Regions from separate parts of the Homo sapiens genome. Here regions 1, 3, 4 and 5 are each linked to region 2. Evidence: chromatin loops called from intact Hi-C (ENCODE). Cell type or tissue: Calu3. All regions are shown on one strand. Each heading gives the region's core, and the rest is flanking DNA. Links, peaks and the distances in the headings are about the cores only. Region 1 has its middle 7.7 kb from the start of PARAL1. Region 2 has its middle 330 kb from the start of LINC00687. Region 3 has its middle 180 kb from the start of LINC02871. Region 4 overlaps LOC105372529 (a long non-coding RNA gene). Region 5 overlaps PAK5 (p21 (RAC1) activated kinase 5).

Region 1 (6,401 bases), core at 977-5,976, 1.6 Mb after region 2:
AACTACCATGCCCTGAAATGACTTTTAATTTTTTTCACTGTGCCACTGCTGAGAAAAGTAGAAAAGAGTTTCAATGCTTAGACTCCTTGAATATTTCTTTTATAGAGTTAGTTGAAGCTTCTACAGCTTGCTTGTATTTTCACCCTATTAATTTATTCAGATAGGAGCCTCCTTATGCCTAATATAATGTAATTCAGTAAGTCTGATCATTGTATTATCATTCCCAATATTAGGGGACTCTCCATCCTTATAAAGGATTAAACTTTCCTTCCCCATTGACATCAGGCTTGCTTTGGCCAATGAAATGTGGTCAGAAATGTCAGAAGCCAGTTCTGAGCAAAAGCTCTAAGAACCACTCTGTGGTTTCACATCATTTTCTTCTCACAGCCAGGGGCCTGGTAGGTCCCAGGTAGGGGCTGCTCATTCAGCCCGCATGGGCTTGAGATAAAGAGCCTAAGTCAATCTGTGATTGACATGTAAAATGAGAAAGAAAGAAAACTGTTTCTTGTTGTAAGCTACTAAGATTTGGAGGTAGGGGGTGTCTGGTTACTGTAGCATAACACAGCACAAGCTGACTGATACAATAAGCATCCTATATAGAAACTGTAAGAACTGCTTGAACAGGAGTAAACCAAGAAAGCTCAGCAAAGCTTTAGCTAAAGAGAGCAATATCTTATTTTCTTAAGATTTGAGACTTCTACACTTCTGTCCTATCATGCTTACGTATCCTTGGGAAAATATTGGAGACTGGGCAAGCTGCTTTCAGGAATGCTATATTGCCTATACTTGCAATCATCTAGTAATTTCCTTTTTCTTGCCAAAGTGAAGATAGGTCTGGAATCTTAAAGTCTGAAGACCACTCTCTTTCCCCTTCTTCCTTGAGGTCAGCATTAAACTGGCCACTATAGACTTCTCAGATGAGAACTTGTATCTGGGAAGAGTCTTGCAAGAGCAGGCTGACTCTATTCTGAAGCCTACAGAGATGGGTGGGCATGAAATTCCAGATAGCACTGTGGTCAAGTGCAGAGAAATATCTGTGGTATACCAGCCTACCACAGTCTCTGTGTAGACCAGTCTAGATGGCACTTATATTCAAGGGGAATGTAATTTTTGGCAAGTCAGGAATTATCCGAAGAAAAATGGAATGTAACTCAAGGAAGACCATCAGGCCACAAATCATTAATACCTTGGTTTTAAATTCAGTTGCATCTTTAATAGCTTGTTATATAAACTTTAATGTCTATTTTTACCTCTAAAAATGATGATGCAATGATTGTGTGAGTTTTTCAGACTATCTGAGTTTTAATTCCAGCTAGCTTACTTGTTGTATATCCTTGGGAAGCAACTTAACTTTTTTCTATTTCAGTCTCTTTTGCTGGAAAAGGGGGACAATAATAATACCTACCTCATATGGCCATTACAAGATTAAATAATTTAATAAGTATAAAGTGCTGGAAAAGTGCCTTGAATATTCAAACTTAAATTGGCAGTATTAATGATCTTGCCTATCTTAAAAAGTTGCTTAGACTATCAGGTGCATAGAAAGAACTTTACAAACTTTATGAAGCATTATTTTCATATATATATATATATATATATATATATATATATATATATATATATATATATATATATATTTAGAGACAGAGTCTCAGTATGCCACCCAGTCTGGAGTGCAGTGGTGCAGTCATAGCTCACTGCAGCCTCGAACTCTTGGGCTCAAGCAATCCTCTTGCCTTAGCCTGCCAAGTAGCTGGGACTACAGTTGCACACCACCATGCCCAGCTATGTATTTATTTAAAAAAAATTTTTTTAGAGGTGGAGTCTTGCCGTGTTACCCAGACTTGTCTCAGATTCTGACTTCAAGCAATCCTCTTGCCTCAGCCTCCAGAGTTGCTGGGATTAGAGGTGTGAGCCACCATGCCCAGCTGAGGCATCATTTTTGTTGCTCCTTATTTCTCACTATACTGTACAATGCAACTTATTTTTCTTTGTTTGCAACTCTTCAAGGGGTAGCAATAATTGAAGATACTCAATTAATTAGTTTGAAGAGGCCAGTATCTTCTTGTGTGACCACTGGAATCAGAAACAATTTATCTCCACAAATCTGTCTGAAAATGCATGTCCAATATGGTAAAATATTCTCCATTTTGTTGATCATTTGTGTCAAATTTTAATCCCAAGGTGACTTCCTTTTCACAGCTGGACATCTTTCTAAACCATGAAGACTGATTTGACTAAACTAACACTAGGATGATAAATCCCATCACAGATAAAAAAGAAAAAAATCCATTCTGCATGCCTAAAGCAATACTTTAAAGAGACTTTGCTATTTATTAACTGTTCATATTGCTGCTTTTTTGTTTAGCATAGCTAATGCTCCTTTTGAAAACTATTTTGAATTTTATGGAAGTTTATTGCAAATTATCTTTTTATTTTATAAACTGTATTGGTCCGTTCTCATGCTGCTATGAAGACATACCTGAGACTGGGTAATTCATAAAGAAAAGAGGTTTAATTGACTCACAGTTCCACATGGATAGGGAGGCCTCAGGAAACTTACAATCATGGCGGAAGGGGAAGCAAACATGTTCTCCCTCACATGGTGGCAGGAGAGAGAAATGTAGAGTGAAAGGGGAAAATGCCTCTTATAAAACCACCAGATCTTGTGAGAACTCACTCACTATCACCAGAACAGCATGAGGGTATTGCCCCCATGATCTAATCACTTCCCATGTGGTCTCTCCCCCAACATGTGGGGATTACAACTAGGATTACAGTTCAAAATGAGATTTGATGGGGACACAGAGCCAGATCATATAACAAACTTCAAGAACTATTCCCAAATATTTCTCATTTCTTTTCCAAAAGATAACTGTGGAATAATTCTACCAAATGTTACAGAAATCAATGTATTCTGAGGAGTTTCTGGACATCCTCTATTTTTAAAGACCCCTGTTCCAGTGGGTATCTGTATCTCCTCTGCATTTGGATGTCTTTTCGGATCAGCTGAGCAATATCAGAGATCTATTGAATCCTTTCAACCTTCATATAAAAATGGCACGTTGGCCATAGCTTTGGCCTAGAACACAAAAATTGAGCACTTCAGTTCAACAAGACAATGATAAGTGGTGGAGCTCAGACAAGAGAGACAAAGAAATGACACTGCCATCTTTTGGAGAATTCAGAAGTTAGGGGTATGTTTTTGTCTTGTGCTCTTTCTGGCAAATATTTTCCCCTTATGCGTCATCTTGTCTTTTGCTAGGCATTACACATAGCAACAGCACCACCTATTGCCTATTCTGTTGGTTTGCTGTCACGAGGATTTTCCTAACGACTCATATACAGATACAGAGGATGCAGCTCACAGTTTCACTTTAATCGCCCTACCTTTGTTATCTTAATGAGCATCTTTATTGTACAGCAGTTTTATGGTTAGCTCAAAAGCTCACCACTATTAAAAAGATATTTTAAAATAAACCATTTCTTAGCTCCTAAACTCTCTCTTCTTCAAAATAACAAATTGTGTCAGTAGAGGGTGAATAAGTGATTCATCTTAGGAGGGATCTAAAGTTAACTTTAATAACACAAGCTAACTAACTAACCTAATTCTGTTTTATTTCCTTAGCCTCAAGTATTGTTTCTGCTTTCAGGAATAGACATGCTAGAGTTATGAGTTGATGTCAACTTCTTTTTTTAAACGCAACTACTCTTTTTTAAGTACAACTACAAGTTGTACTTGGTATTTGTGTACAATAGAATCTTGGGAGAACTTTATGAATATGTTATTTATTTAAAGATCCTTATTGGAGAAAGCATGGAAATTCTATTTTATTCCTACTTTTGCAGAATTGTGAAATAGACTGGATGAAATATGAGTCAAGATTGCTTTGAAGTTGGGTGTAATGATCTTCAGACCCAGAATGACTTCTAAAGAAATAATTAAAGTGAGCACTAATAGTCTTACCTACAGCTTCCTGATGTTGGGCCACATAAAAGCAATGACTCACACACAATAAGGGATGTGAAATGTTTGAAAAACAAGGGAAGGGAAGATGGAATTAGTACAGAGACTATCAAATCACAGCACAGGAAGTGCAGGCTCAAAGCAGAGCCTAGGACAGGGATCCCTCTGTGTGTGTGATGTACCGAGAAAGCACTCTTCAGGGTAAACCCTCAAGGGGATTAAAAGGGATGAGAAAGGATTGCAAGGATGTGGTCTTAGGTAAGGTCTAGCCTCAGGCAGATCCCATAGGGAGAGCTCTAAAACATAAGCCGTATCACAGATTTATGTCCCTATATCACTCAGTCACTGGCTGTTTGTCCATGGTTACACAGAGGGAAGACAAAACTTTCCTGGCAAGACACCCCTTCTGCACTGAAAGTAGTCCTCTGGGGAAAGAGTGGCTGGAAGCCATTTGGCATCTAACCTTCACAGCAACTGGGTGATGGGCATATGGAATGCCTAGGAACTGAAGGTAGACTTCAGACAAGAGTGCGAGTGGAAAGAACCCAGGCTGTTGCTGATGAGCTACACGAAGGCATTAAAAGCAAAAGACAAGGAAAGGACTGATGGGAGACACAACTGCTTTTTATTCTTAGCTAACACGTGGACAAAGCAGGGGTTAGGGGGACTGACCCCCTGTACAGTCTAAAATCTGTGTATAACTTTAGACTCCCTCAAAACTTAACTAGTAATAGCCTACTGTTGATTAGAAGCCTTACTAATAACATAAACTGTTGATTAACACATATTTTGTATGTTATGTGTATTATCTACTGTAGCCTTATAATAAAGTAAGCTAGAGAAAGGAAAATGTTATTAAGAAAATCCTACAGAAGATAAAATATATTTACTTTCCATCAGGTGGTACTGGGTCATTATAAAGGTCTTCAGTCTCATCATCTTCACATTGAATAGGCTGAAGAGGAGGAGGAAGATGAGAAATAGGTCTTGCTCTCTCAGGGGTGGCAGAGGAGGAAGAGATGAAGGAGATGAAAGGGGAAACAGGAGAGGCAGGCACACTCAGTGTAACTTTCATTGAAAACTTGTATATAAGTGGGCCTGCACAGTTCAAATCCATGCTGTTCAAGAGTCAGCTGTGTATTATCAGTCAATTACGTTTAAAATAAAACTTTGAAGCTAGACATATAATTCATTGCAAGCTTATTTCTAATTTAACCAGACTAGTTAGAGTTATAACCCCTCACCCCAGAGATTAATTAGAATTTTTTCCTGCCAGAGGATCATGAGCAGGTGCCTCAACCATTTATTTTGTAGATAGCTCTGAACCAAATTTAATCCTAGGCTAGGAAGAAAGACAACATAGAAGAATGACCCTTGTGTCTAGAATCACATAACTTACTTCAGCCTTGGCTAGCTCAATTTAAAATGGATGTAAGAAACTGTATTAATCAGTGTCCCAACATAAACCAAAGGGAATTCTCACAATAGGATAATTCCAAGAAGTTTAACAAAGGGGCTGTTTACAAAAGTTTGGGTATAGGGGAACCACAATAGAGGGTAAAGTTGGTTGCAGCCACAATGATGAAGGAAACGAGTGGTTCCCAGAACACAGAAGGAGAGACTCCTGTAGAGTTTGCTGCCTTGCAAGGAATGGTGACTTTTAGCAGAGGGACAGAGCTAGCCCAGGATAATCTGTATCTTCCCTCCCTCCAATTTTTTGGGGCTCCCTATTGGCCCAGAGCAAACAAACAAAGTCAGAGGACACAGCAGTTCCACAAATGTAGCCAGCATAGGTCTGACTTCCGGGGAGGAGAGCAGGATGAGAAAGGAAGAGAGAGGATCTTTATCTTAAGGGGCAAATGGAAGATGTCAGGCACAATTACTGAGGTGTCACAAGGTCCAAACTTCAATCATGGGCATCAAAGCATTTTGTAATCCACAGATGGCTATTGATACATGGGATAGTGGTTACTTGGTTGTTGTTTATTTGTATTCTTGCCAAGCCCCTTCTGACTTAGGAAGCAGTTTTTTAATAGATAGGAGATTCTGTGGAATTAAAAAGAATAAGAATTTGTCATCAACACTTGAGAGAGTTGGCTTGGACATCTTTAGAACTTTCCTCAATAATGAGCCATGTTTTTCCAACTTTTTCAGTATCTATTGATTCTTTGTTTTCAAAACTGAGCAAATTAGTGTAGAAAACAGGCCTTTATCTCCAGAGTTTAGGAGATTACATTTTTAAATTTTATATTTATAATCTATTTGCAATCATAATGTCCATAGAGATTTCATCTTAGTTTCATGTTTAAATGCATTTGAGATTTACTCTCATTTTATTCAACATTTCTTTTCCTGAGTTCTTCATTTTTTTTCAACTCCAAATTGACTGGACTTGATCCTCAGGAATTTCTTTTTTTCCAAAATGAATTCTTAG
Region 2 (6,401 bases), core at 742-5,741:
CCCACGACTCCCTCTAATGGACCATCTCTATGTTGGAACTGTGCGTCAGCCTGGCCAAGGCTTTCCCAGAGCTATGTTGTGCTGTCAGGCTCGCTCGGTCCCCCTTCTTCCCTCTGGTCTTTCTCAGGTATTGAACCTCCATTGTAGACTGAAGTTTTTCTCTGCTGCTCTGTTTATCCTTCACAGGAATTTTTTCCAACACGTTGTTCACACGTCTATTTCCCTGTAGGTGTCTGCGTCTCAGAGGACCTGCAGTGATGCAGGCACAGAGTCAGGGAGTTTTCTTATGGCAGGGTGGGGAAAGCAGACACTTACCCTCCCCTTCCTGAGGATGCAAATACGGGCCCTTCTCTTACTCCTTACAAGGAACTAAAGGAACATTTGAAAGCCCTATGGAAATGTTTCTGGAAATGAAGAGGTAGGGCTCTTAATTTCCCATGCTTCTCTTTCCTGGTCAGTTTCTTGGAGTTTCAGGTTCACCTGCAGATTATGGACACTGAGGTAGCTCTTTTGTATTTTGGTAAATTCTTTACTGAGAAGACAAAGTATGTGCATCAGTAGATAGTCCCTGTTTGTATGCAAAAGCACAGCCTGTGTGACATGGATTGTAAGAAAGAAAGAGCACCGTGTGAGCTATAGGCAGAATTCATGCCACCGTGATCAATAGGGAGATTCTCCACCAAGAATCCCAGCAAGGAAAGCCTCACTGCCCAGCTTCTGGGAGTAGAGTTGGCAGATGGTCCCACTGTCATCTCCTCAGTGTCTTCTTCTTTGAGTCGACCCCTTCCTAGGACAACCCACACAGCCTGATGCTGAGTGAGGTGGGGGTGCAAAGGCCTGGTCTTGTTCGCCCACTGGGGCCCAGCTCTGGTGGACAGAACAGTATTCACTCCAGAGCTCCCTGCAGGGCAGGGGAGGCTTCTGTGGGCTGCCCTCACAGTTCAGCTTCCCCTGTGTCTTCCACAGGGCTTGATCCCTAATAAGTACCTTGAAACTCAGACTCTGTTTTGGCAGCTGATTCTGGAGAACCCCACCAGCAAAGGTTATTAACCTGAAGGAAAGGAAAGATAGAAAGAAAATGAAAGTTAATTCGAAGAAAAAGAATGTGCAGGATGTGGGGCAACATAAGTAAATATAGATTCATCAGTTTCTTAGAGAACATTTTTTATCCTTTGGAAGCTACTTTAAATTATTGTTGTACACAAAGTTGCAGAACAGGAAATAGAAATATCATTGGCCCACAGGCCCAATAACACAGATATGTACAAGTGAGTTTTCCCTAAGACCTGGGCATATCCCTACGTATGAGAGGTACTAGATTGCCATAGCATTTATACGACAGCATTAGAGGAAAAATAATCACTTTTGTCCCCCCCCCACAAAGTACACTCTGAGAGTAAAGTCAAATAAATATAATCTTGGTGAATATTAGAGGGGCACGAAGAAAACAAGCCGCCAAATGAAATTTTATAGGACAGGCATATTCTGAGTACTCAGAGAGAAAGAGAAATTCAAAGGGCTTTTTGAACAAGTGATTCCGGAGACAAATTTTGAAGGAGAAGTTTTGTGGCGATGACTTGGGAGTGGGAAATGATTCCATCACTCCTGTTTCCCAGCTGAGATAAGGGAATTCTGTTAGCTGCACACTGCACGGACAGAAACAGGGTTACCTGGAGAGCCCTGACAGCAATGTTTGTGGTGAAGATGTGGTTCTGGAAGTGAATTTCCATCCAGGCATTGTGCTGACTCTATCACTTAGCAGTTCTGTCATCAATATCTTTGGATTTCAATTTCCTCATCTATAAAACACGATTAATAATGGCTACCTCATAGGGTTATTGTGTGGCTTAAATACATGTGTTTGGGTAAAACACTCCAAATAGGTTGGTTAATGTTATATTCGGGGAAACCTCGATGGGTCAGCTGAGGCACGCCTTTTGGAGGAGGAGAATATTGGCGAACATGGTAAAACCCCGTCTCTACTAAAAAAATACAAAAAAATTAGCCAGGGGTGGTGGCGAGAGCCTGTAATCCCAGCTCCTTGGGAGGTTGAGGCAGGAGAATCGCTTGAACTGGGGAGGTGGAGGTTGCAGTGGGCCAAGATTGTGCCACGGCACTCTGGCCTGGGTGACAAGAGCAAGACTCCGTCTAAAGAAAAAACCACTGGGTAGGCTGGGCTCGGTTGCTCACGCCTGTAATCCCAGCACTTTAGGAGACCAAAGTGGGCAGATCTCCTGAGGTTAGGAGTTCGAGACCAGCCTGGCCAACGTGGTGAAACCCAGTCTTAACTAAAAATACAAAAGTTAGCCAGGCATGGTGGCTTGCGCCTGTAATCCCAGCTAGTCGGGAGGCTGAGGCAGGAGAATCACTTGAAACCGGGAGGCAGAGGTTGCAGTGAGCCGAGATCGCGTCATTGCACTCCAGCCTGGGCAACAAGAACAAAACTTCATCTCAAAAAACAAACAAACAAACAAACAAACAAACCCAAAACCATCAAGGAGCCCTGAACACTCAGAAAAGGTAATTCTAGAGGGAGACAATTAGATCCATGGAGTTGAGTCATCATTAGTTTCATCAAAGAGAAGAAACACGCTGAGTCCTCAGAGACAGCCACTTTCTGAGACCCAGTGTCTGTGCGTTATTCTTTGACAGAAGTTCTCCCTGACGGATGCAGCCGTTGGTCCCAGTCTCTACTTCGTCTTGACTGTGATGATTCTCTACGTATAAAACCCTCCACCAAATTATAAACTAGGGAGACTCAGCTAAATATAGGTGCTCAAAAACATACTGAATTTGAATGTTGGACGGTTTAGTGCCCAGCTTCCCCACACATATTCACAACACATCAAAACACAATAACGTTAGCCCATGTGTCTGTGCCAGTACTTCCCTTTTAAAAAATCAAAAATACAGCCAGCAGATGGCGAGAGTGGATCATATTTGAACTGTAGGTAAACTAGGTTTTCAGTAGTAGTTTTTGGAGACACTCCTCAGTTACTTTTTATTTGTTGTTTGTTTTGGTTTCCTTTTCCTTTGAATGGAATCAAGTTTGCACCTCAGGGCAGAATTAGAAGTAATCACGAAGGTAACTAAGAAAAAAAAAAACAAGGTGAACTAGGGCTTAAGAGCTCTAAATACATCATTTTATTAACTCTCAAACATTTTTTAGGAGGGTAAGTTTGGAAGGGGAGAGGAGTAAAAAGCCAAATAGTTTGGATAATCGCCCAAATGTAGGTAGGTTGATTAAAATAGTCATTCATTTCTGAAGTACTCAGCAATACTGCTTCCAAGATATGTCCCTTATATTTTACTCTCACATATAATTATTGGCCAAAAATTGTGGGCTCAACTCTAGAGGATAAATTTTACAGGTCATAAATGTTCTAAATGTTGTTCTTCTCTGGACTGCCCAAGGCAGCCTGAACAACAGGCTGAGATTTGCTTCAGGTTATCTCTCCACCATCTTCAACGCTCGCCCACAAATGAGATGCCAAGGGTCACTCTGTGTCAGGACTTGGTGAGAAAAGCCACTGGAATGTTTAATTTCTCTCTGGACAGAAAGCTTCTTTGTCCACACATGTATTGTAATGCTGGGACACACAGTTGTCCATGGGGGGAAAGAAAGGGCTACAAAGAATGCAGAAAAAATATATAAGTCAAGCACATAGTTACCTAGGAAGGTAAATGTGAGGATTGGGGAAGTTTACAGAAAATAAAAATTGTTCACAGGATCGCTAAATATTTCCTCACTCTTTAAGATGACATTAAGGTATGTTAATTTTTAAGCTATTTTAATGTTTGAGAATCATGACTCTATGAGAGAGAGAGAGAGAGAATGCCTGTATTTCCAAGTTTGCAAGTAAGTAAGGTCAAGTTAGAAAGTCAGAGACAGGAAGCGGAATGTGTGTGTGTGTGTGTGTGTGTGTGTGTGTGTGTGTGTGTGTGTGTGTGTAGAATATTCCTGTCTGCTTTGTGCCACAAATTCTTGGAAAGGCTGCTGTACGCCTAAGTTTAGCTCCACTATATAGCTTGTTGCAGTTTCTGTACCTAAAAGAAGGGTCCTTGTGTCCCCACAAAAAATCTTTTCAGTTATTGGGTGAGCTATGCCCATCCACTTAGCATAGGTATTTACAAACACAACAACATAGATGACACACATGATAACCATTTTATAAAGAAAGGTTTCAGAATTATTTTTAGCTTGTAATTTTATTCTGATTGATGTCTTCATTGAATATACTGGACAGACTTTTAAACAGTTAATAAAACAACACACCTCTAATATCTGTTTGTGAAAATGTAAACTAGATATGCTTACATAAGGAAAAAAACTAAAGCAAGGTAAAAACGTAGATATTTTCGAAGCAACTCATCTAAAACTAACTTCCAAACATACTTTAAAAGTTTGAATCTAACAATATTCTTCAGAACATTGGTTGACTAATTTAACTAGTTTTTTTTTAAAGCAAAAAAGGTAAAAAGATTTTGGACACAGTATTATATTAATGTGACACCAGAAAACATCTAAAGGTTAAAAATCCAGGAAACTGTCTAGCATACAAAGGCATGTTCATTCATGGAAATACTTTGTTGTGAAAACAAGTAATTGATGTGTTTATGTTCTTAACATTAAAAACATAAAGATACAAAATTGTGCAAATAGTATGAATGCAAAACACCACAAATTAAAACAAATTCATAGACAATATGACTGGGAGAAAATTCATCGATAACTCCATAGCAGAAATACCTGGGGGTGATGTTCTGGTTCATTTATTTCTGAATTTCTCTGTAATTTTCCCCTAGATTTTAATGGCTATTTATTTTCTATTAAAAAGACACGTATAAACATGTAAGTATTCATGTTTTAAGTCATCATTTTGCATAGTTCTGTTTCCAGCCTCAGTTTGTTCTTCTGCAAAATAAAGGCATTCTGGTATCCCACGTGTCTGTATCAAAACAACCCCTTGAGCATTAAAAAAATAAATAAATAAAATGACTAATAAGACATGTATAGACTTTAGAGGTGGCTTGCAATTACAATTTTATTATTAAAATAAGACTTATTAAAATAAGAGAGAAAACATGTATCTTTGGTAATGTGAAAAGAAGAAGAATTCGCAGCTTATTCTTCTCATATCATAAAGTTTTTTCCACCTACAAGATACCACAGTGTCTCACATGGAACCCTTACAGAGTTACTCCTTTTGGTTAAAACATTTGCCTTTATCCCAGCACTTTGGGAGGCCGAGGCAGGCGGATCACGAGGTCAGGAAATCAAGACCTTCCTGGCTAACAAGGTGAAACCTCGTCTCTACTAAAAATACAAAAGTTAGCCGGGCGTGGTGGCGGGCACCTGTAGTCCCAGCTATCCGGGAAGCTGAGGCAGCAGAATGGCGTGAACCCGGGAGGCGGAGCTTGCGGTGAGGCGGAGCTTGCAGGGAGGCGGAGCTTGCGGTGAGGCGGAGCTTGCGGTGAGGCGGAGCTTGCGGTGAGCCGAGATTGCGCCACTGCACTCCAGCCTGGGCGACAGAGTGAGACTCCATATCAACAAAACAAAACAAAACAAAATTTACCTTTGAATCCGTCTCAAAAGTGAAGGTCCAGCCTAGCAGAGTGCCAGACATCATGAGTCTTTAGAATTCTAAGGAGCAGCATGAGAATTCTCAGGCCAAAGGTAGGAGCAGGGAGGGAGCTACGGGACTTAAGGGGAGTTCCCGAAGGATGAAGCTGGAGGCTTCCCTCAGAACTCTAGCTGCTCTGCCCCAGGCGGTTTGCAGAGAGCATCATCTGATTACCACACGCTCAATCCTATTCTCAAACCAAAACACAAATAAGCCCAGTAATAAGCCCAGGTCCATACAGCCTGGGCCTCACAGGAAACAAGATGGCTGAATGAGACTCAGATACCAGGCCCCTGTGAAATGACAAGTATTTCTGCTTTGCAGGAAAACCAGCCTTAGCTTTTGCTCCTAGCAGCAGCTTGGCCTGCCATTGCTGATGGAGATGATGCAGTTAAAGCCATAACCAGTCGCTAAACCAGGAGGGAAATGGTTTTGATAAGGGCCTCCGGAGTTCTCTATGTTTCGGACTAAGGAAACCTTGTCTGTGCCTTGATAATCTGCTCACTGCATTGGTGCAAACAATCAAGAATTGCCTTTACTGCACCAGACGGAGATCCATTAATTTTTTAGTAAATTTCCCAGAGTCCTCCCTTCTCCCTCTAAACCGTTCTGTGTGTACTTTTCCTACTGCCTATATTAACAATCTATGAGAAGGTAAGGGGCAGGCCACAGCAAGCTCATTCAGAGGACTTTCTATGCAAACCCAAGAAAAAGAGACCTATTTGCAACTCTGTGGCAGGGGCTTCCCCCTTCCTGCCCCAAGCCTGTCACCCTTTG
Region 3 (6,401 bases), core at 548-5,547, 340 kb after region 2:
TGCCCCTGGAGATTGTGATTTATTGGTCTGGGTGTGGCTTGGAGTTGGAATTTTTAAAAGATCTGTAGGTACTTCTAATATACAGGCAAGGTCAGGAGCCAACAACCTAGTCTCTTTGGATCTCATTTTCCAGACTTGAAAACAGCATGTGTGGGTGGAGTTGAAAGGGCTTGAAGGTGTCGGGTAGTCATTAAAGAGTTTCCTGAAGTAGGTTCTGGAGAACTCTGGTCTTCTCTGAACCATGTGAGGAAACAAAAGGGGTTCTCTGATGAAATCACTTTGGAAAACAATGTGCAAACTACATTGGTTGAATACATAACAATTGTCTTAATAAAAGAATCAAACTATCAACCCAGAATCAAGAGTGCTGGCTCAATTTCTACCTCACCACCGACTAATTATGAATCACTGGATGTCATTTACCTCACCAGAGCTCAGTTTACGCATCTGTAAAGAAATGGGTTGACCAGATCTCCAGTGAGATGCCTCATACTTCTAACATTCCACAAGCCCTGAACCAGAAATCTCTGAGATCCCATTTATTTTAGGATCCCAGGAGTCAAAGGGAACCAATGATCTTATCTAAGCCACTCAAGACTACAATATGGGGGGTATTCTTAATTGGTCTAATTTGCAATGAATCATCATTAAGCCTCTAGGCAATGTAGCTGCAGACTGTGATTCTTCCTCTAGTGGTTAAGACTCATTTTATTCCTGAAAGCTTTTTAAAATATTATCTTCCTTACTGCTGCAAATAATGACAGCAGAGTCTCAGACAGGCTGATTCATAGCTACTGTTTCTCAGCCTCGTAAGTACAGACGACAATCGACACAGGCCTTCTTGCCTTTAGCTTTCTTGCTGCCAGCAGACTGTCTGGACTTTGCCCGGGCCGACATTGGGCATTAATGAATGCCGCATTCACTCCACTGGATATCCGAAGTGACTAATGCATGGAATATTTGGGCTGCCTTCAGTACATTCAATGTCCTCTTATGCCATCTACCCATTTTCCTCGTATTAGGCTGGAAACAAGAATAACTCATAAAATACAGCAAGGCCAAAAGGAATTTAGTGGCAGGGAGGAGAGAAAGTCTAAAGGCCTGCTTGGTCCTGTACACCATCTATATACTGATGACTTGTCAGTAGAAAGTTTGGGTGAATTGTGTTTCCTCTGAGCCGATCCTTTCATGAAGTCTTGCAAATTATTAAAATACCTATAAGCTAATTATTTATTTTGAGAATAAAGGGCTGCCCTTGATGCCTTAAATCAGCTCTTGACAAAGCATGACCCATGGGATAAATTCAGCCTGTAGACTATTTTAGTAAACAATATTTTATTGGAATACAGCCACACTCACTTGTTTATACTTTATCCATACCTGTTTTTGCTCTAAAATGGTAGAGTTGACTAGTTGCAACAGAGACTGTATGAACTGCAGAAGCTAAAATATTTATGATCTAACTGATCATTGTTTTATACTTTATATATGTCATTTGGTATAGACATATTTTTTATTCACTTATTTCTTGCTTTCTTCATGCAATCAATTAATTATAGGTATTTAATAATGAAAGCAATTAAGTAAATATTAAAGAAACAATACAATAAGAAACAACAAATTAAGTTTCTGTCCTTTTAAAACATACCTAAATATCGATAGTCATCTTATTGCAATCATTTATCTACAAAATCTTTTAGAACTTCACTCTTATGTTCTTATATGCTTGGCCTTCAGGGAAAAAAAAGAGAATTATGTACATGACCTGCTCATGTGCTCCACTATATTATGCCAATCAAATAAAATATACATAAATGGTAAAAATCACCCAATCTAAAGCTAAAGAGAACCATTATTTCTGGTCCTTCCTTTCTAGTCAATGTCATAAAACTAGAGTTGGTGATAAATCTAAGTTTTATAATATGCAGGAATCTTTCCTATTAAGCTATCATAATAATATATGCATATATATGTAAATGCACATATAAACAACCCATAAACATGAATATTTGTGGTATATTTCTAAATGTTTCAACATGTTAGGTATTTTGCAATTTTTCTCTCTTAGGATAACTGTTGCCAGAATATGTTTTCTCTTTTTGTAGTCTTAGCATGGACAAAACAAGTAAATACATGAGAGGTTTGGTCTGGGATTTACTCACTTAAGGGGGAAGAAAAGATTCTAGTTGTAATTAAGTTTTAAGGCAGGTGGAAAATATACCCTTGTTCAACCATCTCAATCCTGGGCACTTCTACCCTGAAGCTGTGATGTACATTGAAATCAAAATATGGTTGATTTTGAAGTAAACATTTTTTTTCCTAGCACACAACAGCAAATCTGACACTTAAATATGTGAAAAACAGAAGCCAGAACAAATTCAAAATAAATATGAGTTACTAACAGTTATAGATTAGGGAGTTCTGTTTCCACAAATCCTTAGCAAGGAGTATGCTCACAAAGCATGTAATTACACTAACAACTAACATGATAGATTTCTTAGACTCAAGATCACACAACAAAGTAATAATAATAACAATACTTATATCTCTGGGGCACTGCTTTTCTACTGTTGGGATCTAAAATTCCTAAGTCAATATCTTATTTATTTGCTGAGAACCAACCCTTTCACTTTTCTAAATTATTCCATATTAGGATTTCATGAACTAGTAGATCAGGTTACTACTCCTTATAGAAAGCTGCTGGAAAGTGCTAACTAAAGTGCTGGAATTTTAATGCCATATTTTAGTGGAGTAAGTGCATGGTAGAGGAAGATTAATTAGGTTTAAGACAGAAGGAGAGTCCAATTTAATTTTGCCCCATTACTCAACTTGCCTGGAAATTATACTTAGTGTGTGGGATTCTTCCCCCGAGGGGAATAGCGCAGAGCCTCCTTCCTACCCTGTCAAGCACAGGAAGCTGTGTAGTCTTTCTGTGCTCATTCTGTTCTATGCCCGCAGAGGTCTGTTTGTGCCAGGACAGCTTTGCAAGGCAGTGGAAATCCTTTTCTGGCACAAGATTTGCAAGATGTGGAATGGGCCTGTATGGTTAAGATACGTTAGCATGAAAATCCAGCTTTGACTGAAAAGTCTCAAAGAGGCTTAGGCTCCAATTCTGTGTCAGGAGGGAGAAGCAGAGAGAAATATATTGTCACATTCCAGTTATTTCCAAGTAGATTCTTGCCTTTGCAATTCCAGTTTAGCCAAAGAACTTCCAGAGCTGAATAAGGAAATGCTCCAGAAGAAACACTATGCCAAAAATGCACCTTCCTTCTTCCCCTCTCAAGTTCCATGTTTATTAGCCCTGGAAAAGCCCTCTTTTTACCTATTGAAATTCTTTAAGCCCCAACTCTAACTCATTAATCCTTCCTTAGTCCTTTTCAATATCTCGCCTTTAAATTCTTAGAGTATACAGCCTGTGCCACAGAACTTGGCAGTGAAACTCCACAGCTTTACACCTTCCAACCTGCAGACTTTGAAAGACAGAAGCAAAACTCTGTGTGAGGTCAGACTCATCAACTGTGCCTACCAACAGAGGGCGTAGCAGTTGGGAAAGTGATCTTACGAACCAACTTCCTAGTATTTGCTGGAGGATATTCTAGGGTTTGTCACTGTTCTTAGCCTGTCTCTCATAGTAGAGCACAAGCTTTTGAGACCTGGAAGTAATCTTTGTTAATAACTCGATTGTGTTATGATCTACAGTTTCACTTCTGGTCTCCTTTCCCTTCCAATGCTTTTAAGTCCTCTGTGCTAACTCTAATGCCAGGTGTCACCCATAGGCACAGTTCCTGAGCTAGTCTGAAGAACCCTGGAAACACTATGGTTCCTTGACAATAAGATGCCTTAAACTTTAAGATAAACTATCAACCTAGTAATAATGAAAAATAGCATTGCATTAAGTGTGCTTATTGATTATAAAATGAACTTCAATTTTTAAAATATTCTGTTGTGTGTGTGAGAGTTTTTTTTTTTTTAATGGTCACCATAGAACTGATAAATAAGGCCTATCAGGAACATCACCACCAAATCCAGTGAAACTTGGAACTGAGTTGCTTTGATCACAGATGGACTTGTGGTCGTGAGTCCCCAGGGTGGTAATAATTCTACCTGCTGAAATGTGAGGCCTTGTCTCAAGCATTACAATGGACTATTGGGGTTTTACTATTATTAATACTGCTTCCCTATAAAGCTAGATTTTCTCTTTGAATCCTGACTTGATTTAGTGAAGTTTTGTGCCTTTTCAGCTTGCCATGATCTTGTTCTTTTTTCCCTACTGGTTCTGTATTTTCCTCTTATAGGATTAAGATAATTTATGCAAATGGGCTAGAGTCCCCAAAATATAAAAAGACTTTTACACAATCATCTCTAAAGATTTCATTGTATTTCATAGTATATTTCTATCACTTATTTAATTAATGTCTTTGTTGCTGGACATTTATAGTATATGCCCAAATATAAACAAAATGAAATAAAAATAGATTTCTCATTTTTCAAAAAAGTGGATTAAAAAAAAACGATGTTTTGGCCCACTTGTCTCCATTTTTTTAGCTGTTCATCAATAGTTTCACACTTGATTTGGCCCAGTTTTCTTTTTTGAGTAAGTAACTATGTGGAATGTGTTTGTATGTCAAGGTCGCTGTTGTTATTGTTTGCATTTAGGCATAATTCCTTTGCAAACTTACCGAGAATTGAGACTACGAAGTAAAAGTATATGAATATATTTAAGGCCTTTTACAATTGTTTCTAAAATTTAAACCACTGTAGGTTCCCATTAAGTGTATATAAAAGTAGTAAGATGAGTCACGTTATATTTTTCTAAGATTGTTTTCAAGTTTTTTCTGAAATTTCCATTTTATTTGCAAGAGTGTTCGTAATATCTTAACAATGTCTGCATTATGTGTGTGATGGCCTCCTTGTCTTCCTGATTTTGATTATTTGGGCTTTCTTTTTTTTCCTTTTCTTAAAATTAATTTTCTAGATGTTTTAAAATTTTGTGTTTTCAATGAACCAAATTTTGGCAATGTTTATCTTCTCTGCCCTATTTTTATCATTTGAACTACTTTATTCTACTTTGTGAAAGTTTAGTAACTCCTTGTAATGAATGCAGATATCATTTGAATATTTGTCCTCCCCCACATTTCATGTTGAATTGTAATCCCCAATGTTGGAGGAGGGGCCTGGTGGGAGGTGACTGGATCATGGGAGTGGGACCCACATGACTTGGTGCTGTCCTCGTGATAATGAGATCTCCTGAGATCTGGTCATTTAAGTGTGTGGTGGCTCCGACTTCTCTTGCTCCTCCTCCTATCATGTAAGACACCTGCTCCCCCACCGCCTTCCACCATGATTGTAAGCTTCCTAAGGCCTCCCCAAAAGCAGATGCTGTGCTATGCTTCCTGTACAACCTGTAGAACTGTGAGCCAATTAAACCTCTTTGCTTATAAATTACCCAGTTCCTGGTATTTCTTTATAGCAGTGCAAGAACAGACTAATACAAATACCTAGTTTGTGCATTTCAGCCTCTTTTTTACTGTATTGATTTTTCCTTGCAATTCTATTAACTACTGAGCAAGATAATATGCTAAAATTCTGAGTGGTTATTTTTGATTCATTTGTTCTTTCAATTCCTGAAACAGATGTGTTAAAAGTTTCTTATATGAGTGTAGTTTTGCCTATATATTCTTTTGATTCTCTTATTGTCCACGTCTTCTTGTGGTTCCATCAATTTTTGATTTATATGCTGTGAATCTCTATCATTAGGTGCATGGATATGTAAAATCATTACATCTTCTTGTGAGTTGAAGTTGTTATCATTATAAAGTGACTATACCTTTTGCCTTAAATCTATTATGTTTAGTATTACTATTGCAACACTACCTTTCCTTTGTTTTACACTCAAATAATACATATTTGTCCAAGCTTCTACTTCTGTTTTATTTTTATTGTTAGCTCCAGGGACACATAGGATGTATACTACACAACTTCAGGGAACACCACCCTCATAAACTAGAACATGAATTCCCCACTTCCAGTGATTATGGATGTACCGGATTTCACAGGAATTTTCCTTAATCCAAGCTAATATTCTTTACTTTTAATTATTCAGTCTATTTGCATTTAAATCAGTCTATTTGCATTTCAATGATTACTAACACGTTTGTGTTTAAAATATACCCTCTTGATTTTTATTTTTCTCTAACTATTCTATTGTATTTCCTTTCCCTCTTGTAATATTTCAGTTTGAATGTTTTTATTCTAATTTTTAAATATTAATTTGAAAATCATACAAGTTAAAACATTAGTATACATCAAAGTAGAAAATTAATCAATACTTCAATTTTCCCTTAGAAAAGACAAGGTCCTTAGAACATTTCAACTCATTTTTATCACATTCAAGTAAATCT
Region 4 (6,401 bases), core at 869-5,868, 170 kb after region 2:
AACTGTATAATAAGCAGGGATTGCAGTAGGGACTTGAAAAGAAAAGCGCTCCTAATACCCAAAGATAAAGATTCAATGTAAACCTGAGGCCAAACCTCTGGGTTTCTTTCTAAATTATCCTGACTGGTGTGCTTTCTTTGGAAGGTGGAATGCCCACCTTCCCTGCTAAAGACCTCTCTTGACTGCCAAAAGTTGCGAGAAACCTATGGTTAAGAAACTTAGAATCTGTGCTCCTGGAGGAAATAGTTTCTGGGACACATGAGAGCAAACCACATGAGTTCAAAGGTTCTTCCTTATACAGTAATAAACATTTGATCGACTGGTTTTACAAGACAGATCCCACTCTGCCCTTGGGGTTTCTCATTACTAGGCTTTTTGGCTTCAAGATCCCAAGCCTTTTCTAAATTTAAAGTGCTTGTCTTTATTACTTGTATTTCAACCTGTTTTAAAATTGTCTATTAAAGATGTCATTTATTTTTTAAAAAATCCTCCCTCTGCCCACTCCCCATCTCCCATGATCTACACTCACAACACACACACAGGCAGGCATAAAACTAAGGGCAACTTCTAAGAGGCAGAGAGAGGAGTTTACCTGGGGGTGAGAGTTTTCTCCTCATGAAGGGGCCTGAGATACCAGCTGGAGCTGACCAAAATCCCTCTTTCAAGGAAGCCCGTTTGTTCCTTTCCAAAGATATTGTTTATGTAACTCTTTAATTACAGCATAATCAAATCACAAGTATTTTGCCATGGGAAAATGTAAAGTCATTAAGCAACCTAAATACCACCCCGCCCTTTTCAGGCAGACAACACATCCATTAAGCGATTAATGCATGTTAAGACATTTTCAATTTTTTTGGCACTAATGCCAGTTCAATCATTTGGGACTGGGGATCATAGGTGAAACCTACTCATTACACTTCTTGATGGGAAGCAGAGTGCCTTACACGTTTCTTTTTAAAATAGAATTCCAATCTCCGGCCCCCACAAGGCCCAGAGCTTTAATCTGATTGCAAAATAAGCTTGGATATTGTTTGACAGCCCAGAATTTCCAGTAGGTGGATGAGTCAGATTTGAACTTTAATTTCTGTTAATTGGGTGTCTTCCTGAGCTTGTAGATTTTAGGCCTTCTAAATCCTTACATTCTGCTGCTATATTGGGCTGTGGTTTGTTGTGGGTCCTACAGAATGGACAACTTAATCAACTTCTGTTTGTAAAACAAAATAGTGACCTGCTATATGTACTTGTGAAGATGTGGCCAGAGTTGATAACAGCAAGATACACTCTCTTAGTGTTAGCAGTAAAATTATGGACACATAAAGACAAAGAGTAATCAGGGATTGTTGTATAATTCTTTCATTGAAAATGCCACTAAAAATCTTATACTGTTACTATCCTCATTTGCTCAAAAATAGTCATGGACTGGGGGTACTTATTTTTTTCAGATAAAATGATGTTGTATCCATGAGAAGCAAGAATGAACCATTGGTTGAAGAAATTGTAACTGAAATTACCATGTGCCAGGCACTGGTCATTCTGGGGATACATCAATGAATGAGAAGCATGAAGTCCCTAGCACATTCTTTTGGAGAAGGACAGATGACAAAGAAGTGAACACATAAATAAACAGACACTATAATATAGCAAAAATATTCAGAAAAGCTAAAATCCAGTAATGTGATAGATCTTAGTAGGCTATTATAAACTGGCTCATCAGGGAAGGCTTCAATGAAGAACTGACATTTAACTGAGACCCAGATACTTCATGCAGCCATCTAAGTGTAGAGTCCTTTAGGCAGAAAAAGCATCTAATGGAAAGGTGAAGCTTAATGGTTTGTCACTAAATTAAGTTAATAATAGAGAATATATATATGCCTATATTATATATATAAGCCTGTATTATATATATACATAAAGTGTATATAATAGCCTACTAAGATTTATCACATTACTGCATTTTTGTTTTCCTAAATGTTTGTGCTATATTATATCTTGTTTATGTGTTCACTTCTTTGTAGTCTGTCCTTCTCCACAAGAATGTGCTTTAGGGGAGATTAGGGACTTCATGCTTCTCATTCATTGTCATACCTCTGGCATGACCAGTGCCTGGCACATGGTAATTTTTTATTACAATTTCTTCAACCATTGGTTTTATTCTTGCTTAATTTTTTATATACGTATATATTTTTTTCTTTACCTTCAAATGCTGTCAGTATATATTTATATGTGGGCCCTTACAGATTTATTATTTCTGTTTGAAAACCAAGTTGTTCATTTTATGTTTGTTTTCTTAGTGTTTGGTGAAAGTGTCATAGAATCATCATAAAGTTTTTCTTTCTTTGCATTGTTCTCTCTGTTTTCAGATTGAGGTTTATGGACAAGACTGAGATATTCTGGCTTTGAATAAAGAAAGGAAAAAAGGAAATCCTACCACAAAATTAGTTGGCTTAATTCCTAATGACAGGTGAATCAGTTAGCTTTTACTGTACAACAAACCACTCTCGAATGTGGTGGGTTAAAACATCAAACATGTATATAGTCCATGCATCGGCAGGTTGACAATTTGTGCTGTGCTCAGCTGGGCCCTTCTTTTGGTCTTGATCAGGCTCATTCATGCACCTGTGGTCAGTTGCAGTTTAGAAGGCAATTCTGCTTTGGAAGACTGTCTGACTGTTGGCTAAGGCAATGGGGCAACCTGGGCTGTGTGTCTCCCATCATCCAGAAAGCTAGCCTAAGCTTATTCATAGAGTCAGGATGCTAACAGAGCAAGTGAAAGTCTGAAAAGCCTCTTGAAGTCTCAGCTCAGGGTGGATACAGTGTCACTTTCTTGGCATTCTAGGTCAAAATAACTCTCAGGCCAACACAGATGCAATGGCTGGTGAAACTGGCTCCGTGCCCAGGTGAGGGGAGTTGCAGTCACATTGAAAATGAGACAGATATAGGGAGGAGTGAAGAACTGGAGACATTTTTCAAATTGATTGACCACAGCAGGCAAATGCTAACAAGACAGCATGAAAATGCCTATATTACAGGGATTGGCAACTATTTTCTTTTTTTTTTTTGTAACTGACCAGATAGACAACATTTTTGGCTTTGCAGGCCTGTCAGTCAGGCTCTTTCACAACTATTCAACTCTGTCGCTGTAGTGCAAAAGCAGCCATTGACAATAAGTAAATGAATGGGCATGGCTATGTTCCAGTGAAACTTGATTTACAAAACAGTAAGTGGGCTGCATTTGGCCCACAGAACCATAGTTTACTGACCACTTGTCTATTTTCCTAGAGTGAGATAATTTTGCTACGCAAGTCTTTGCATTTCAAACAGGCTGGAATAGAACATAGCCTCTAGTGGCATCTATCAGACACCAACAAAGTCTCGGAGGAAGAAAGTTGAATCACTCATCAGACCACAGGCCGACACATGGATGATGTTTTGTTCTAGCAGTAGAGGGAGGGCATTCTTTCAGCTTTTAACACAGCATTTGTTTACTGAGCTACTTGCATAAACCAAGATCTCTATCATTGGTAGTGCTTGTTTGCTGCCTGGGTGTAATAATCATTTATTTCCCTTTGTTTGTTGTGGTTAGTTCACTTTCAAGCAAGAAAGACAAAAATTTCTAAGTAGAACAAATGATGAGAGGCAGGGGAGGAGAAAGAGTAAAACAATTAGAGAGCTCCTCGAGGGCAGGCACAGAGCCTAGTCCAGGAAGTCAAATTCTCCAGCTGGAATTGATCCTGGACTTCTGTACACTTGTTCTCAGCCTTAAGTGCACATTAGATTCACCTGGGGAATTTTGAAAATCCGATGCACAGGACACACCCCAGGGCAACTAAATCAGACACACAAGAGTTGGGACCCAGGCATCAGTATTTTTTAAACCTCTCCATGCGAGTCCAAAATGCAGTCAAGTTTGTAAACCAGGGCTTTACAGTGTTGGCAGCTCTTAGTGACTCCATCTGTTGTCTGGACCATTCCACAAATGCATGTCTCCCACTCACCTAGACTGTAACCTCCCAAGAATCCATCAGCCCCAGGTCTGTCAATCCTAGACACTCAATAAAAATGTAATTACTTGTTAATCTCTCTGAATTCTGAAATGGCCCTGGGCCCTGAAGTTCACCAATGTTTGTCAACTTGAAAATTATCCCCTTTTTACAAAATCTCATTTTTCTTTTCAGCACTCAGCTACATGTTTATGATCTATATCCAGACTACTCTATTTTTGAAAATCAAGACCATTTTCAACCTCAGAGTACATTCTGTTCAGGACAAAAAAATGAATAGTCAGAATTATCTTCAAGCAGACTTCAAAAATATCCATATTCACTTTTCTAATAAAGAAAATAGTCTTATATTAAGTGTCCTCTGGACATGCCACCTAAGTTAATATTTTATTAGTTATCCTTTAAACTGCTCACAGTGGCATGGCAAACAGCTTTAGCAACTCTAATGAATTAGTCATGTTCCCCTATTACATCGCTTAGGTGATGGGGTCAGGACAATTTAAGCTAAAAAATAGTTTGGAGGTCTATTTTTCTACTAGAAAAAGTACATTTTCCCACATGACCCCAATATGTTACTCAAAAAAACCTAATAATCCTTTAATAACATCTTACACACCCCAGTCCACTATCAAATTTCCCCGCTTGTTCTCAAATATTTTTAACACTGATATTTTCAAATCCAGATTCAATCAAGGAGCACATTTTGGATTGTGATGTTATGAACGGACAAGTACTCCCTCCTTTGTTGAACTGTGAGGGGTAGAGACTGTGGGGTCCCACATCAGTCAAGGAAGACTCTAGATTTGGGGGAGAAATAAAGGACAGGTGTTTTTCAGGTAAGGTAGAAGGCACAGACAACTAGGAAGAGATTTCCAAGTAGATATAGCAGGAATGACAATACATGGCCTGGGAGGAGCCAGTGGATCCGTCTAGAAATATTGATATAAATTATTTTCACATGTATCCTGCAGAAAGCAAGTGGTCAGAAAGTCAAGCCCTGGATATCTCATAGTTTGAGAGGAAAAGGACACAAAGAGGAAAGAGATGACTTTGGAAATGAGACTGAGGAATTAGAATAGTGTGGTATTTCTAGAAAGCCAAGAGAGGGCAGAGTCCCAGGGTGTCTTGAAGCTGAAAGCTGCAGAGAAAGGAAGCCTGAAAGTGCTGCATGGATCTGCTCAGAGTGCACCGGATCAGCATAGCTCATCAGAAATGCAGGTTTTTGGGGTCCCACCTTAGACCTACTCATTTAAAATCTCCCAAGGTGAAGGCCTGGGTATCTGCGTTCACATGTTCTCCCAGAGATTCTTATGCTTGTTCAAATGTGAGAAGCTCTGCTGTCCAATACATCTTGTCAAGGTTTTGTCTCATAGCATATCCTCCTTCACCATCAGCACCTTTGATGCTTCCTCTTGCTTTCTGTCCATAGCACAGATTTTTTTCTCTTCTTAAAAACAAGAGAAAGCAAGAAGGCAAGGAAAAAAGACAAACAAAAATCAAACCATAATAATAATAATGTTAAAACTTCCTGTCTTCTACCTTTAACACTTTATTATTTTAAATGTTTCAAATTGTATATAACCTACCATCATGCCATTCATAGTCTCACAAAATACCCTGTATAGGACCTGAAATCCACCTTCTACAGAACCCCTCATCCACCACCTCAAGCAAGAGCATACGCTAAAATCATCAAATGGCCCGATAAGCAGGAATTCTCCATCCTTTTTCTTCTTGCCCATTAGCAATATTCTTGAAACTTGACTCTCTGGGATTCTTATATGATACCACTTAATTTCTCAAATCCTGTTTCTCAGACCCTCCTAGTCCACCTTTTCACTAAACAAGGGCATTTCCCCAAATTCAATCCTTGGTGTGTTCTCTCTACTTCTCTATTCTCCCTCCTCCAGAGGTAACATCTGATGTTTCAATTTTGGCAGTTACCTGAGCAAGTGATCCTGATATGTAGGTGCTGTTGGCCTCCAGTCTCACACATCAACTCACCAATCATGGAGAAGAAGTTAGATGACTTCCTGTCACCTGTCATTTGTGCATTTTCTCCAAATCCTCAATCCCTTCCAGTAAGTTCCTTTCTAACTTCCTTTATCTATGAATGCTCTTTCAAAACTCCAGCTTAAACCCCATGCCATCTTAGCATACCACCGCTCTACTGTATTCATGATTTACATTACATATGCATATATTTTTTCTTAGTTTTGCTTCCTTACACCTATCAAAATATTAAGTATATAGTCATAGTACTACTTTTTTAAATGGACTCCAGTAAAATACCTAAGAAAAAGTCGCTGGTTAGGATGTGGAGACTTGAGTTTGAATTATTAGTCTCCCTCTCAGAGGCTCAGTTTCCTTGGCTGTATACTGGGGATAAGAGTGCTGCTT
Region 5 (6,401 bases), core at 866-5,865, 1.9 Mb after region 2:
CCCATCCAGGTGGAAGCAAGCCCACAAGCTCTCTCTGTTGAGATGTCCTCAGCACCCAAGCCTTGCTGGTCCAACTGCCCATCAGCCCCAGACGCCATGTGGTCAAAAGAAGTGGACACCCTGGAGTTGAACATGGAGGAGAGGGAGAATTGTTTAGGTCATGATGGTCCCAGAATCCTCCTCCTGCTTTCCGCAATCCTTCTGAAGAGACCTGAATTCAAATTTTCATTGTTCCCTTTTAGGATCTTTGTTTCAACAAATGCCAGCCAAATACCAAGCCCAGTGCTGAGGACACAACATTGAATAAATCAGGGATGAGTCCTTCCTTCTAGGAATGTTTACTCCAAAGGGGAAATAATTGTCCATGTGATCTAGCTCTAATTACAGAGTGTTGTGAATGGGCAAATAAAGGCTGTGGTGGAGGGCAGTGTTGCTGATTCATATTTCTGCCCTCACTTTCTGTACCCACCTTGTTACAACAGAACTTCCGTCCATGTTATCTGTACACTAAAGGTGTCCATTTCATTCCATCTCATCCTTGGACAACGTTTAACAAGTTGCATGTGAAAAAAGGTGGCTGAGATGATGGAAAATCTAGAATTCAGGTGATCTGATGATTGGCTGAGAGTACTGATGATTGGCTGAGAGCACTAATGATTGGCTGAGAGCACTGATGATTGTCTGAGAGCACTGATGATTGGTTGAGAGCACTGATGATTGGTTGAGAGCCCTGGTGATCTTCTGTCAAAGAATCAAGGGAGGGAAGTAAACAATTACTTTCTTCAAACATTGAATGACTGTCCCACAGCAGGGGAATTAATAACCTCTAGGAATCCCCTGGAAGGAAAAATAGGAAGAGGTAAGTGAAGGCAGCACGGAGAGACTCCAGTACTTTACCTCAATAGGGCAAGACTTGGAAATGTGTTATCCAGCAATGCAAGGGGCTGCCTTGGAAAGGCGAGCTCCTCATCTTTAGGAATGTTCAAATATTTATCCAACGGCACCCTTAAAAGGGACCTGAACACAGCAGACAGGGCAGGAGAAAAAGCCAGGAAGAACTGGGAGTTGAGAAGTTTGTTAGGGATTTGGTGTCTGAGAAATGAGAGTATTGGGCAGTGAAAAGGGGTAAGAGAAGTGTGGCCAGGGTTGCCAAGTGTGTCTCCTTCAAAGAGAAGCGTGGAAGGAATAGAATTGTTTTTCAGTTTTATCTTGCCATGTCCTAGATAATAGCTAAGTTTCCTGAGATCAAAAGCAGTCATGGCTTTTTTCTTCCAAACTTTCTTTGTTTCTATTTTCTCTGGTCTACCTAAAGTAAAACAACAGTAAACAATAGGATCTGGCCAGGCACAGTGGCTCACACTTGTAATCCCAGCACTTTGGGAGGCTGAGGCAGGCAGATCATTTGAACCCAGGAGTTCCAGACCAGGCTGGGCAACAAGGCGAAACCCTGTTTCTACTAAAAATACAAAAATTATCTAGTTGTGGTGGTACACACCTGTAGTCCCAGCTACTCAGGAGGCTGAGGTGGGAAGATCACTTGAGCCAAAGAGGTCAAGGCTTCCGTGAGCCATGATCCCATCACTGCACTCCAGCCTGGGCAACAGTGAGATTAAAAAAAAAAAAAAAAAAAAAAAAAAAAAAAAAACGAAAGAAAGAGAGAGAAAAGAATCTGAGAGAAGCCACTTTCTACCTTCCTTTCTTCCTCTTAAAACCTCCAGTCCTGAAACATATGATATGTTATGAAAATATCGATTCATCTCAGCTTTTCCTTAAGTTGCTTGTACTTATAGAACTGTACCTGTCACCCTGCTCAATAAAGATTTGATGATTGAATTAAAAATAAGTTCCAGCCGGGCGCAGTGGCTCACGCCTGTAATCCCAGCACTTTGGGAGGCCAAGGTGGGTGGATCACGAGGTCAGGAGTTCAAGACCAGCCTGGACAACATGGTGAAACCCCATCTCTACTAAAAATACAAAAAAAAAAAAATTAGCTGGGCCTGGTGGCACATGCCTGCAATCTCAGCTACTCGGGAGGCTGTGGCAGGAAAATTACTTGAACTCGGGAAGCAGAGGTTGCAGTGAGCCAAGATTGTGCCATTACACTCCAGCCTGGGTGACAGAGCGAGACTCTGTCTCAAAAAAAAAAAAAAAAAAAAAGTTCCAGGCCGTAATAGTCTGTCCTGTGTATCAACATATGTCTCAGCAATAACACTGGGCAGGGGATCTTAACAGAAAACTCTGTAGCCACATGGAGTGGAGCTATGTTTTATCAATTTGATTATAATTTAGAGGGGTTAAAACTTGGGGGGGTACCTGACTCTTTGGAGTTATGTAGTATTTACTGTATGTTCTGGCACTTCCTAGAGCTGTTCCTTCTCCCTTGATAGTGTCGCCCAGCGCTGTATGTTCCTTGGAGTATGCTGTCATCTAGTTGTGTGAGAGCCACATTACAAGCCTATTTGTCACATGCTTACATAATGTTTATTTTTCCTTATACTAATATTACCTCCACTGAATGTTAATTCGTTGTAGCGTTTCTTTTGATAGGTTCGACCTTTTCTTCTGAGATGTATCTTCAATTTCAGGACACAATTTAGAGGCTTAAAGGTATCTTTGATGCTTTGACAACAAACCTCATGTAAACTTCCACTTTTTTTATTTTTCGTGCTTTGGTAGAAGAGCTGTTCAGATAAGAATTGGGATTCTTGCCGGGCGTCGTGGCTCACGCCTGTAATCCTAGCACTTTGGGAGGCCGAGGCGGGTGGATCACGAGGTCAGGAGATCGAGACCATCCTGGCTAACACGGTGAAACCCCGTCTCTACTAAAAATACAAAAAATCAGCCGGCCGTGGTGGTGGGCGCCTGTAGTCCCAGCTACTCGGGAGGCTGAGGCGGAAGAATGGCGCGAACCTAAGAGGTGGAGCTTGCAGTGAGCCGAGATCGCACCACTGCACTCCAGCCTGGGTGACAGAGCGAGACTCCATTTCAAAAAAAAAAAAAAAAAAAAAAAAGGATTGGGATTCTTGGGTCTCATCCCTGCAAATTGAGTAAGTCTCTCAGCCTCAGTTTTATCATATTACAATTAAGCAATTAAGCGCTTAACTGTGCTAGCTGTTTCCAATGTCATTACATTAACCAACTGGTATAAAAATAAAATCGTCTGGGAAGAATTACTTACCGTACAGATCTGGGGCCCAATCCCCAGAGTTTTGACTCAATGTCTTTGAGAACCACTGGGCTAACTCGTTTCTTTCCACTGATTGAAATTTTAAATGGTTAAAGCAGCCTGGCTTTCTCAAGAAAAGTACACGGGCGCCACCTAGTGTCCCTGAAAAGTTCGTACAGCTCACACATCAGATGTATTGAAGCTTTAACTTGGCAGGGTTACCAGTTATAAATGCAATCGAATTTGCATTTTAATTAGTGAAGCCGATTATGTATTGAGATAAACAAGTGTTGTGCCATCGACTCACTTGGAATAATTAGTTTGATCTCACTTTTGATTTATGACTTGGCATTTTTCTGGACTCAGTTATGCCTCTCAGGCTTATTCTGTCTGAATCACACACAATTGCAATAGTCCAGCTTTTTGCAATTATCCGTATTTTTGTACAACTCCAGAAAAACCAAAGTGAAAGAATAAACAAAAAGATTTTCCCAGAAGAAAATGGCAATTTCTAACTTCTTCCTATGCCTACTGGCATTGTGGGACAGACTGCCAAGGAATTCAACCACATTCCACCCACTACCCACCCCTGGACTTCTATCCTTAGACTCTCACTGCCCCCAGAATAGGGAAGGTTATCAGGCCCCTAAGGAAGGACGCATGCTTTGCTTGGCTCTCTGGGCCTTGTCTGGGCACTGCACCCCAGTGTATTATCACCCTGCTGTGCCATAGAGCCCCACATCCCACAGTGCAAGCCACAGGCTAGCAGCAGCAGCATCCCCTGGGAGCTTGTTAGATGTGGAATCTCAGTCCCCAGCCCAGCCCTGAAGGATGAGAATCTATTTTCGCAAGATGCCCGGGGGATGTATATATGTGTTAAAGTTTGAGAAACCCTACCATAGAGAACACAAAGGCTTTAGCCGAAGAGAACGCTGATTCCCTTCCCAACATGCTACTTGTCTTTGCCGTGTTTCCAGCAGCATAAAATAGTCTGGAAGGATGAACATTGGGCACATCTGGCGTTGACATTAGAATCTGCTACTCGCTACTGGCGTAATTTGAGGAGCACCTGAAACTCTCTGTGCTTTCAGTTCCTCATCTGTAATATAGGAACTGCCCTTTTTAATTCAGGAAGTTGTTGTGGGCTAACATGTGTACTGTATTTGACATCATGCATGGTTCATAGTGATAAATATTAATTTCATTTCTACCCATCCCCTGCTTCCAGGTAGAAGTACAATGGAGTGTAGTTTCAACATTGCTTTATTTTAAAAATTAGCCACAGTGTCTTTGACATGCTTCCCATCAGAGGTGGTGTCTACCTTCCCTCCCCTTGACGTGGGACTGGCTCCTGATTCTCTTGTAACCAGAAGAATGGGGAAGAAGTTACTCTGAGGCTTCTCAGCACTAGAAAAGGAAAGGCCATGTAGCTTTCACCGGTTTTCTTGGGTTGCTTGCTGTGGGGGCAGCATGCAGCATTGAGAAAACTCCATGCTGGAGAGGCCTCATGTGGTGCTCCAGCAGACTGCCTAGCTGTGCCCCCAGACAAGAGTCACCATCCGCTGCCAGGCCACGGGAGTGAGCATCATGGATGTCTGGCCCTTGTGCCCTCAGGTGGCTGCAGCCCCAGCCAATATCTGACTACAGTGATCGACAACTGCCCAGCAGATGCCCTTCCAAAATTCCTGACCCACACGATTATGCAAAATCAAAGAGTTGTTTGGGGGTGATTTATTATGCAGCAGCAGTAACTGGAACACACTTTGGTTGGTGGTTTTTGTTATAGTTTTTACTTCTTCAACGAAGGACTTATTCTAAGTCAAGATTCGACAAACTGTAGCCCTCTGGCCAAATCTAGCCTACATCTGTTTTAGGTTATTGTGAATTTTCTTTAATAGACTTTGCTTTTTAGAGCAGTTTTAGGTTCACTGCAAAATTAAGTGGAAAGTACAGAGATTTCCATATGCCCCCTGCCCCTACACATGCACAGCCTCCCCCTTGATCGACATTCTCTACCAAAGTGGCATGTTTGTTGCAGTCAAAGAACCTCCATGGACACGTCATTATCACTCAAAGTCCATAGTTCACATCAGGGTTCACTTTTCATTTGCACATTCTATGGGTTTTGACAAGTGTCTGAGCTGTATCTACCATTGTCATATCATAAAGAATCGCTGCCCTAAAAAATCCTCTGTGCTCTACCTGTTCATCCCTCCCACACCCTAACCCCGGACAACCACTAATCCTTTTATTGCCACCTTAGTTTTACCTGTTCCAGTGAGTCCTGTGGTTGGAATTATATATTACATAGCTTTTCTCAGATTGGCTTCTTTTACTTAGTAATATGCATTTGTTTCCTTCATATCTTTTCATGGCTCGGTAGCACATTTGTATATATGTTAATACATTGTGGCTACAATAATTTTGAACAAATTGATCTGTTAGATTAAGAGTAACAAGTTAAAAATTTCATTTTACCTTCACTTATTTCTTCTCTGATGTTCTTTCTTTTGTTATGTAGATATGACCTTCTGACCTATAACAATTTTTATTGCCTTGAATAACTTCTTTGAACATTTAACAAGGCAGATCTGCTAGCATCAAATTCCCTGAATTTTTGTTTGTCTGAGAAAGCCTTTAAGTCTCCTTTACTTTTGGAGGATAATGTCACAGAGTATAGAATGCTAGACTGGTGGAGTTTTTTTCTCAACACATTCAATATTTCACTCCACTGTCTTCTTGCTTGCATGGTTTCCATGAAGTCAGATGAAATTCTTACCTTTGTTCCTCTAAGGAAGTAAGGTGTTTTTCACCTTTGGCATCTTTTGGGATTTTTTTCCTTATCTGATTTTTCTGTAGTTTGAAAACAATGTGGCTAGGCTTAATTTTGACATTCATCGTGGTTGGTGTTCTCTGAGCTTCCTGGATCTGTGGTTTGGTGTCTGATTTTCAGTCATTATTGTTTCCAACTTTCCATCTGTTCCTTTCTCTCTGTCTTCTCCTTTTGGTATTCCTATTAAACATATACCTTTTCTAATTATCCCACAGTCCTTGGATATTCTATGCCTTTTTCATTCAGCATTTTTTCCCTTTGCTTTTCAGTTCTGGATGTTTCTATTGAGATATCCTCAGCCTCAGAGAGTCTTTCTCAGCTGTGCCCAGCCTACTAATGAGCCCGTGAGAAGCATCCTTCATTTGTTAGTGTTTTTGATCTCTCGCATTTCTCTTTTATTCT

What was found. A loop is a pair of places that touch in the nucleus more often than their neighbours do. Peaks named below come from ENCODE experiments on the same cell type or tissue, not always from the same donor. Only the 100,000 strongest peaks of a DNase experiment are listed, where the experiment ranks them.
Region 1: a loop joins it to region 2, with 6 times the contacts of the local background. A loop is called at or near these places in 61 of 110 quality-filtered maps.
Region 3: it touches region 2 in a loop (10-fold over the local background); 13 of 110 quality-filtered maps call a loop at or near these places.
Region 4: it touches region 2 in a loop (2.5-fold over the local background); 3 of 110 quality-filtered maps call a loop at or near these places.
Region 5: it touches region 2 in a loop (15-fold over the local background); 47 of 110 quality-filtered maps call a loop at or near these places.

What each region holds. Positions count from the first base shown.
Region 1 is chr20:9,975,456-9,981,856 of GRCh38, reverse strand. No RefSeq gene overlaps it. Among named protein-coding and RNA genes, the nearest start is that of PARAL1, 7.7 kb to the left of the region's middle. RefSeq lists an enhancer at 3,237-4,436. In Calu3, for the core only: a CTCF peak has its summit at 3,281; a DNase peak (open chromatin) is centred at 3,286.
Region 2 is chr20:11,540,763-11,547,163 of GRCh38, reverse strand. No RefSeq gene overlaps it. Among named protein-coding and RNA genes, the nearest start is that of LINC00687, 330 kb to the left of the region's middle. In Calu3, for the core only: no CTCF peak of the experiment used is centred there; DNase peaks (open chromatin) are centred at 2,923 and 3,483.
Region 3 is chr20:11,202,473-11,208,873 of GRCh38, reverse strand. No RefSeq gene overlaps it. Among named protein-coding and RNA genes, the nearest start is that of LINC02871, 180 kb to the right of the region's middle. In Calu3, for the core only: a CTCF peak has its summit at 3,535 (motif pointing right); DNase peaks (open chromatin) are centred at 873 and 3,543.
Region 4 is chr20:11,370,054-11,376,454 of GRCh38, reverse strand. The region is part of intron 1 of LOC105372529 (a long non-coding RNA gene); the gene reads left to right. Among named protein-coding and RNA genes, the nearest start is that of LINC02871, 350 kb to the right of the region's middle. In Calu3, for the core only: no CTCF peak of the experiment used is centred there; a DNase peak (open chromatin) is centred at 2,884.
Region 5 is chr20:9,614,160-9,620,560 of GRCh38, reverse strand. The region is part of intron 3 of PAK5 (p21 (RAC1) activated kinase 5); the gene reads left to right. It overlaps LOC101929348 (a long non-coding RNA gene), which reads right to left and starts at 554. Exons shown (of 3, transcript XR_244242.4): 1 at 470-554. RefSeq lists an enhancer at 3,940-4,129. In Calu3, for the core only: CTCF peaks have their summits at 2,421 and 3,314 (motif pointing left); DNase peaks (open chromatin) are centred at 2,400 and 3,300.